Linked DNA regions of Homo sapiens: regions 1 and 3 are each linked to region 2. The links are chromatin loops, found by intact Hi-C in ENCODE. Cell type or tissue: A673. All regions are shown on one strand.

The links. Peaks named below come from ENCODE experiments on the same cell type or tissue, not always from the same donor. Only the 100,000 strongest peaks of a DNase experiment are listed, where the experiment ranks them.
Region 1: it touches region 2 in a loop (7-fold over the local background); 77 of 110 quality-filtered maps call a loop at or near these places.
Region 3: it touches region 2 in a loop (11-fold over the local background); 106 of 110 quality-filtered maps call a loop at or near these places.

The regions. Positions count from the first base shown.
Region 1 is chr2:223,969,214-223,971,713 of GRCh38, forward strand. No RefSeq gene overlaps it. Among named protein-coding and RNA genes, the nearest start is that of MRPL44, 13 kb to the left of the region's middle. In A673, a CTCF peak has its summit at 1,255 (motif pointing right); a DNase peak (open chromatin) is centred at 1,268; H3K27ac peaks cover 1,000 bases.
Region 2 is chr2:224,283,185-224,285,684 of GRCh38, forward strand. No RefSeq gene overlaps it. Among named protein-coding and RNA genes, the nearest start is that of FAM124B, 120 kb to the right of the region's middle. In A673, a CTCF peak has its summit at 1,290 (motif pointing left); a DNase peak (open chromatin) is centred at 1,337; H3K27ac peaks cover 677 bases.
Region 3 is chr2:223,992,401-223,994,900 of GRCh38, forward strand. All of the region lies in intron 3 of SERPINE2 (serpin family E member 2), which reads right to left. Among named protein-coding and RNA genes, the nearest start is that of MRPL44, 36 kb to the left of the region's middle. In A673, a CTCF peak has its summit at 1,401 (motif pointing right); a DNase peak (open chromatin) is centred at 1,461; H3K27ac peaks cover 976 bases.

The sequences.
Region 1 (2,500 bases), 310 kb before region 2:
TCAAGGGTCAACTATATTTTACCTTTTTTTCAGAGTTAACTTCAACTCCTAGTAATGGAACACAAGGATAGAGGACCAAAACCAGTGGTAAAATGCCATTTATATGTGTTACTCACAAGTAAACATGATTTGATAAGCATCTCATTGGCACTGTAGGAGAAAAGAGATTATATGACAAACTTTTCTGGAAAGCAAAAGACATGTCTTCTGACCACTTATCCAGCATCTGTGAGATGGCAGAATCTAGCTGTGGTATGATTCTAATTTTTTTTAAGGTAAACATTAAGAAAGTCTAGGGAATTCATTTGCAAACCCAGTAATCCTTTTCTTCCCCCTCCCCGCCCCCCCCCCCCCCCCGCTAAATAGTGCTGATTGTGCGTTCCCAAATTTCTCCTGCTCAGGGGAGTTTGCAGGACCTTACCCTGCAAGCTTAGAGGGGAACTATCCTTTTAGGTTTTCAAACTTTTAAACTTTGAATGCTTCCAAATTTACATGTGGGACAAGTCTGGCTCTAGTTCATAAAACTACTTTGCAAGTAGAGATCCATATGCCTTATGTAGAATGTAATTTCAACATATTTCTAAGTAAAGCCTTCTTTGAACTTAAATTGTTGTACTTTTTAAAAGCACCCTCTAAAATAGGGTAGAAATGTAGAAAATTTAGAAAAATTGACATACATTTTCAATTGCATATCAAATATAGCTTGAAATTTGGAACCAGTCTCTGAGTAGCTATTTGTCCTATGAGCCTAACTGCATAAGTATGATATGTGGGTAGAAGGAACATGTGGGTACAAGAATGTCATCAAATGGTGCATGTGACCAAGAGCATTCAGTGACCATGTGAAGGACTAGCTCTTTGACTAATGCCTCGTCCATGTTGAGAAGACAGTCATAAGACTGGAAGCACTGACATTTGAATTTAGGTTCACACCAGAGGAAGACATTAGTCATTTACTTTGAAATTCTGACTTTTTCCACCTTTTCCCACTCTCCAGTTCCCTGTGCCCAAAGTATAATTGTACCAAAAAAATCCTCTAGCCAAAAATGTAACATTAATGTCTACAGACTTAATTACATAACCCCTATTCTTTTAAATTCATACTCTTTATTATATGCATATGTATAATGAGGAATATTTTTCTCAAAGTGTTGTATGTGGTCACAAGAAAGTAAACTGGAAACTAACACTAAACTCCAAGTAAGAATGGAACAAATTGGAGCTTTTTGTGTTCAGAGCTGTACTGATTTTGGCCACAAGATGGTGCTGTAATCCTATTGCACAATTTAGTATGTGAATTGGCCATTATGGGGAACCTATTTTCTACCGATACAGGAAAGATTATGTCTATATGGCACAGGATTACCATGAAATATGACTTTTCAAGGCCCCTTTCGGCTCTAATATTCCATGAATACTTCTTCAGGAGCCAGCTCACCTTGTTCTTCCCTCGCCTTTGGATGTTACAAGAATTTGATGTATGAACAATTCACCTGAGATGTGAAGGTATGGATTTTTGAGCTCTTTTCTATTCACCGGAAAGAAGGAAGAGTGCAGGGCTGCCATAGATAAAACTTTTAGAAGACCTTTTTGCAGGCCTCTTCTTGGTGTTTCTTTCTTCCTACTTCCTTTTGTTGATAGGAGAAGATGCACTGCGGAGGCAAGGGAATCCTGTGTCCATCGGGACAGTTCCTGAAGCCAGACGTAGACAGTCTTCCCATCAGGGTGGCCAGCTCACAGCAGCCCTCAGCAGAGGGGTATGCACTGAGGATGCTCAGCTGCCAGCATGCTGCCCACGTTCTTCATCCTAAGCCCACTTTGTTTTTCTTCCCCTCAGTTCATCCCTGTTCCATTTCCCCCAGCCTTAGTTTGCAAAGTCCCTCAACTATTGTCCTCTGGGACCTAGAGTCTCTTAACTTTGGTTGAGTATCAGAGCACTTACTTGAAAGCCATGGTTCTCTCTGTATAATACCAAGAATGATTGCTAGATCTAATCCCATCATGCAAACTAATAACAATTTTTCCTGGAACTTATACAATCAAAAATCACAATCACACATGCTCCTGAAAAAAGAAAGCTGTTTTGGCATTGGTGGTCTTTGTGCTTTCCATGACTATTTGTTGTTCATTTATCTGCCTGCCTATTAGTGTTTACTAATACAGAAGACTAATGGTTTAAGAAAACTTTCTGGGAGAAAAACAATTGGGAAAGTTGAAAACATTAACTTATTCCTTCTTCAATTGAGGAAGAACGACATTATTTGATTATTCAGAGGAGTTCAAGGAGTATCTTTTCACCTGAGCTGTTGTGTATTAAAATTGCAAATGAAGGCCTGGCATGGAGACTTATGCTTGTAATCTCAGCACTTTGGGAGGCCAAGGTAAGAGGATTGCTTGAGCTCAGGAGTGAGACCAGCTGTGATGCATAGCAAGACCCTGTCCCTATTTTATTTTTCAAATTTCAAATGAACTCAGTTTGTTCTATTCTGATCCTCTTTTT
Region 2 (2,500 bases):
CGTTTAGAGTCCTAGTAGAATTTAGAAAAGCAAAGCGCTTTGGCATGAGTGAGGCCTGGGCAGCATCTTGTTTAACTCCTGCAAGCATAGCCTGGCTCTTCTGAACCCTAATCCACTGCTTTTGAACCTTGAGGTCTTTGAAGGGTAAACCAAGCTCAAGTTAGATTCCAGGTCCAGAGCTTAGCAGGGCAAGGACTAGTGGCAAGTGGCTCTAATTTGGGAGCTTGGGTTCAGGAATCCCCAAGAGTTCTGGTCTCTCCTGTTCCACCCCTGCTGCGGGGGTTGAAGCCGACCACCCACAGCTCTTTGGGGAGGAGAATCTGCTCAGCCAGCAGGGTCATGAGCAAATGGGGTCATGGCAGCCATGCCCCTAGTGTGAGCAGTCACATCACGCAAGCCTCAAGACCACAGCAAATGGAATCTTCCCTGCAAGTCTCAGCTCACGCAGGGACTGCTGCCTGGACTAGCCTGGAGCAAACTGGCTTAGTGTCCCAGGAGATCCCTACGGGGGACAGCTGAGATCTTGAAGAACATGAACGGGAACGTGAAGCAAACTGAAAAGCTTGAAAAAATTATCGGAGGAAAAGTTAACTTAATATTAAAATATGTAATAACATGCCTCAACCTAATTCTGCAGTCTAAATGTAAAACGTGATTTGTGAGTGAAAGTTTGCAGACCTTCTTCCCCAATAGCATTTAAAATCTATAAACAAAAATCTAAATGATGTTGACCTGAAGGCAACACATGCCTTGACTTTGCATTGGCAGACAGTGTAGGTTGAGACAGTTTCCCATGAAAAGTGGTTTCATTGTTGTTGTTGTTGTTTTAGACGAAGTCTCACTCTGTTGCCCAGGCTGGAGTGCAGTGGCGCGATCTTGGCTCACTGCAACCTCAACCTCCCTAGTTCAAGCAATTCCCCTGCCTCAGCCTCCCGAGTAGCTGGGATTACAGGCACCTGCCACCATTCCTGGCTAATTTTTTTGTATTTTAGGAGAGATGGGGTTTCACTGTGTTGCCCAGACTGGTCTCGAACTCCTGACCTCAGGTAATGCACCTGCCTCAGCCTCACAAAAGGTGTTTAACCCATTCACACAGTCTCCTCCTGTCACCTTGTGGCCAAAGGTGAATGTTTAGAAGCCAGTTGCCTAATGTAGGTGAAGATGACAGTTATGCTCCCATCTCATCTGGATAATACCCAATCTAGACAATGCCATGACTGAGAGACCTCAATTATTTGATGAACTTACAATTAGCCTTGGCTTGTCTGCAAAGACATTAAAACCTTTAAGAATGACCTTTATTGTCCAAGAAAGGAAATTTGAGGAGATGGCACCCCCTGCTGGTAAATTTTATCATCATCAGAATTTAATTATTATAATATCTGAGAGCTAAGAAAGGTAAGCATGGCTATTATGAGACATTCAGGCAAGATTGTGATTCCTGCCAGCAGGTCTTCTGTCAGTTCCAGAGCTTCACTTCATCCTTCATTGATATTTGGCTTTATATATGGTTAATCCTGAGGCTATTACCACCTCCTTTCTTTGCTCTAACCTGAGCACCACTACAGTAAAACTGTGTAATGCCTTTGGATGCCTGTCTCCCAAAGCATATTTTCTTCCATTCTTCAAGGTAAAGACAAACACCATCATTTCTTATCTGTCATTTTAGGTTATCTTATTTTGCCAAATTCAGTTGCAAGGAACTCTCCTACTTTGGAAAAAAGAGCTTCCACCATTAACATGGAAATTTCTAGTCTAGATATTAGAACAACATAAACTTCCTTATTCAACAGCATGAGGGGGAATCTAAATCTAAATCTACTTTCGTTCAGTGCTTGAAGGGCTCCAGTGTCACATCGTGTCTTAGTAGTCCAAACCCTGTGGACAACATCAACATGATTTGGTTTGTGGAAATGGCACGCTTTCTTTTCAGGGTCCCTTCTCTTTGGTTAACCCTCCTTCTCCAGGAATAAATGCTTTTGTGGTGCCCCTTGGCTGCCTAAAAATCCCAGTGGTGACACTCATCCTTTTTTTTTTCCCTGCGAGCCTCCATCTCACTGTTGTTAAGATGTTGTTCCCACAGTTTTTTCCTTTAATATCCACTCCCATCATATTTTAAAACATCTGCAGTGATATTAGTCCCTTTCCTATATGATATAAAAAATGTAACATACACAATATCCAAAAAGAATCAAACTGTTCAAAATCTTCCTTCCTTCCCAGGTAAGTAGACACAAGACCTACTTAAGGGAAGGATGTTAATGCTGTAAAACTCAAGTAAACCTAGACCATTTTGGCATAGACCCTCTCACACAGAAACCAGTCTACTTACTTGAAATTGACTGTGAGCTTTGCAAAGCCTTCTGGATATTTCAGCCTCTCCACAATGATATCTGAGGTATCTTTCACTACTTTTGGACATTTGTTGGTTATGAGTGGCCAGAGACCTTTGAACTACTTGGAGGTATCCTGAGACTATAAAAAAATAATAATAATAAGC
Region 3 (2,500 bases), 290 kb before region 2:
GTCAGTACAAGATAAACAATTTTGTTTTGTTTTGCTCCACTTGGTTTAATTCAATCCCAGTCAAAAATAAACACTTCAGCCTGTATGTTATTAAGGGTGAATGCTTCATTTCTCTTAAGATTTTAGAAACATCAAACATTATTTTGGAATCTCTGGGTATCACAAGGCCTCCTAACTGCTTAAAGAAGAAAGGAAACAAAAAATCAGTGTCTTTGTTTATGGGTCAGGCATCAAGCAAGGTGCTAATATTAGAGACAACAGAAGAGAGGATTTTGAATGTTCCCACCATAAAGAAATGAGAAACGTTTGAGGTAACTGAAATGTTAATTACTCTAATTTGATCATTACACATTGTATACATGTATCAAAGCATTACCACTGTACCCCATATATGTACAATTATTATGGGTCAATGAAAAATAAAATAAAGCCCAGGCACAGTGGCTTATGTCTGTAATCCCAGCACTTTGGGAGGCCGAGGAGGAAGGATCACTTGAGGCTAGAAGTTTGAGACCAGCCTGGGAAACATAGCTAGACCCCATCTCTAGAAAAAATAAAAATTAAAAACATATTAGCCAGCTGGGTATGGTGGCATGCACCTGTAATCCCAGCTACTTGGGAGGCTGAGGTGGGAGGGTCGCCCGAGCCCAGGAGTTCGAGGCTGTGTTGAGCTATGACTGCACCACTGCACTCCAGCCTGGGTGACAGAATGAGACCCTGTCTCTAAAAAAAATAAGATAAAATAAATCTTTAAAAAGACAGAAAAAATTAAGGTCTGTCCTAGAACTCCTAATTTTGAAGGAAAATGCTCTTTACAAGACGTTGGGAATGGTCCGTCTTACTTGTATCAGGAGTGAAGGAGTGAACACAATTCTTCTCATTTCAGGATGCTTCCAAAATGCTACCCGTGGCTGAAAGAGCCTTCCAAAATGCTACCTGTGGCTGAAGGTTTGGTCTTCCAGTTAGCTTCCTTTTATTATACAGTTATTATACAGTTAGCTTCACAATTATTCTGAGGTCTTTGAAGGTTCAGTTGTGTGTGTGTCTGTATGTATGTGTGTTTTTAAATAGGGATCAGTAATGCCCAAAGCTATTAAAACTTAGTTCACTGCATTATTAGCTCAAATATATGTGTGTGTGTGTGTGTGTGTGTGTGTGTATGTGTGTATGTGTATAAATACATAATATAAATACAAGTTATACTACTTTAAATGGTGAGAGTAAAACCAACAGCTTTTGAAGAAGCAAGAATATCTAATTCAGGGGTGAGAGTATTAAGTCCTTTTAAATGAAACTCAAGAGGATTCTGATGTACAGTAAACAAGTGTTTACATAAATCATGATAAATAAACACTGAAGTTTCCCACAGCGTGCTGCTAAGACAGTTCCATCACCACTCACTACTTCCACAAGGGGGCACTAACGCCACCTTAAGTCAGGACAAAGAAGGAAAATATCTAAGCCATAAACAGACATCATTCAACTCAACACAAAGCTGGCTGCAAACAGACTGTCCTGTGGGAGCGAAGTTAGAACTTTATGCCATCCCACTAGCAAGCTCATAATTGACTTCCTAATAGTGAATGTTGTTTCTTGCCTCTGCTGGGAACATTACCCAGTTCAATTCCTACTTGCCTTTAAGACATAGCTCAATGGTCCCCTGGACTTCTAAATCTTCTCTGATCATCCTCGCCACCTCCTAAGAGATGTCTCTGCTCCCGATTTCTGTAAAGCCCAATGCCTGGCCCCACCATGACACCTGCAGTATTTTATTCTAGCCAATTTTAATGTGTCTGTCTCCCTCAGCTACACTGAGACCTGCATGAGACTCTGCCATTCACTTTTTGCTTACTCCTAGCACTACATGGAGCATACAGGCAGTGCTCAATAACTGTCTGTAGAAATGTCCTTAGCCCCTTTTTACAGAGACAAATAATGCCTCCAACTGCCCCTGGGAGGACTAAGATATAATAAGGGGACATGAAGAAATAAAAAGAAAATGCATAGTTTAGAGGCAAAGAGGCACATGGAAACCTGCCATCAGTAACTGCCACAGACATGCATCTATCATCCGTCCGTCCATCCATCCATCCATCCTTGGATACCTACCTGCCTACCATGTGCCTGGTACTCTCTTAAATAAGAAACCAAGAAGGAAATCTGGTCTCAAAAACTACGAATGAGAGAGAGGTGCAGGCTGACATAAAATAACTTGGAAAAGTATACAGCTGCAATTTAAATAAATATCTGGAAGTGGAATTACTCAAGGCTATGGAGGGCTAAGAAGGTGACCTGACCTAGTTGGTGAGGTCTGAGATGGACAGTACCTCAGAAATGGCTATAAAAATAGCTCACACTGGTTGAACATTTACTAAGTGCAGAGTCCTTTGCTAAATGCTTTCTATGTATTATTCACATCCTCACACCAGCCTTAATTGTTGTTAGAATTATTTGAATAGGTATCACTATTACATCTCTCCATTTTACAGACGAGAATGCT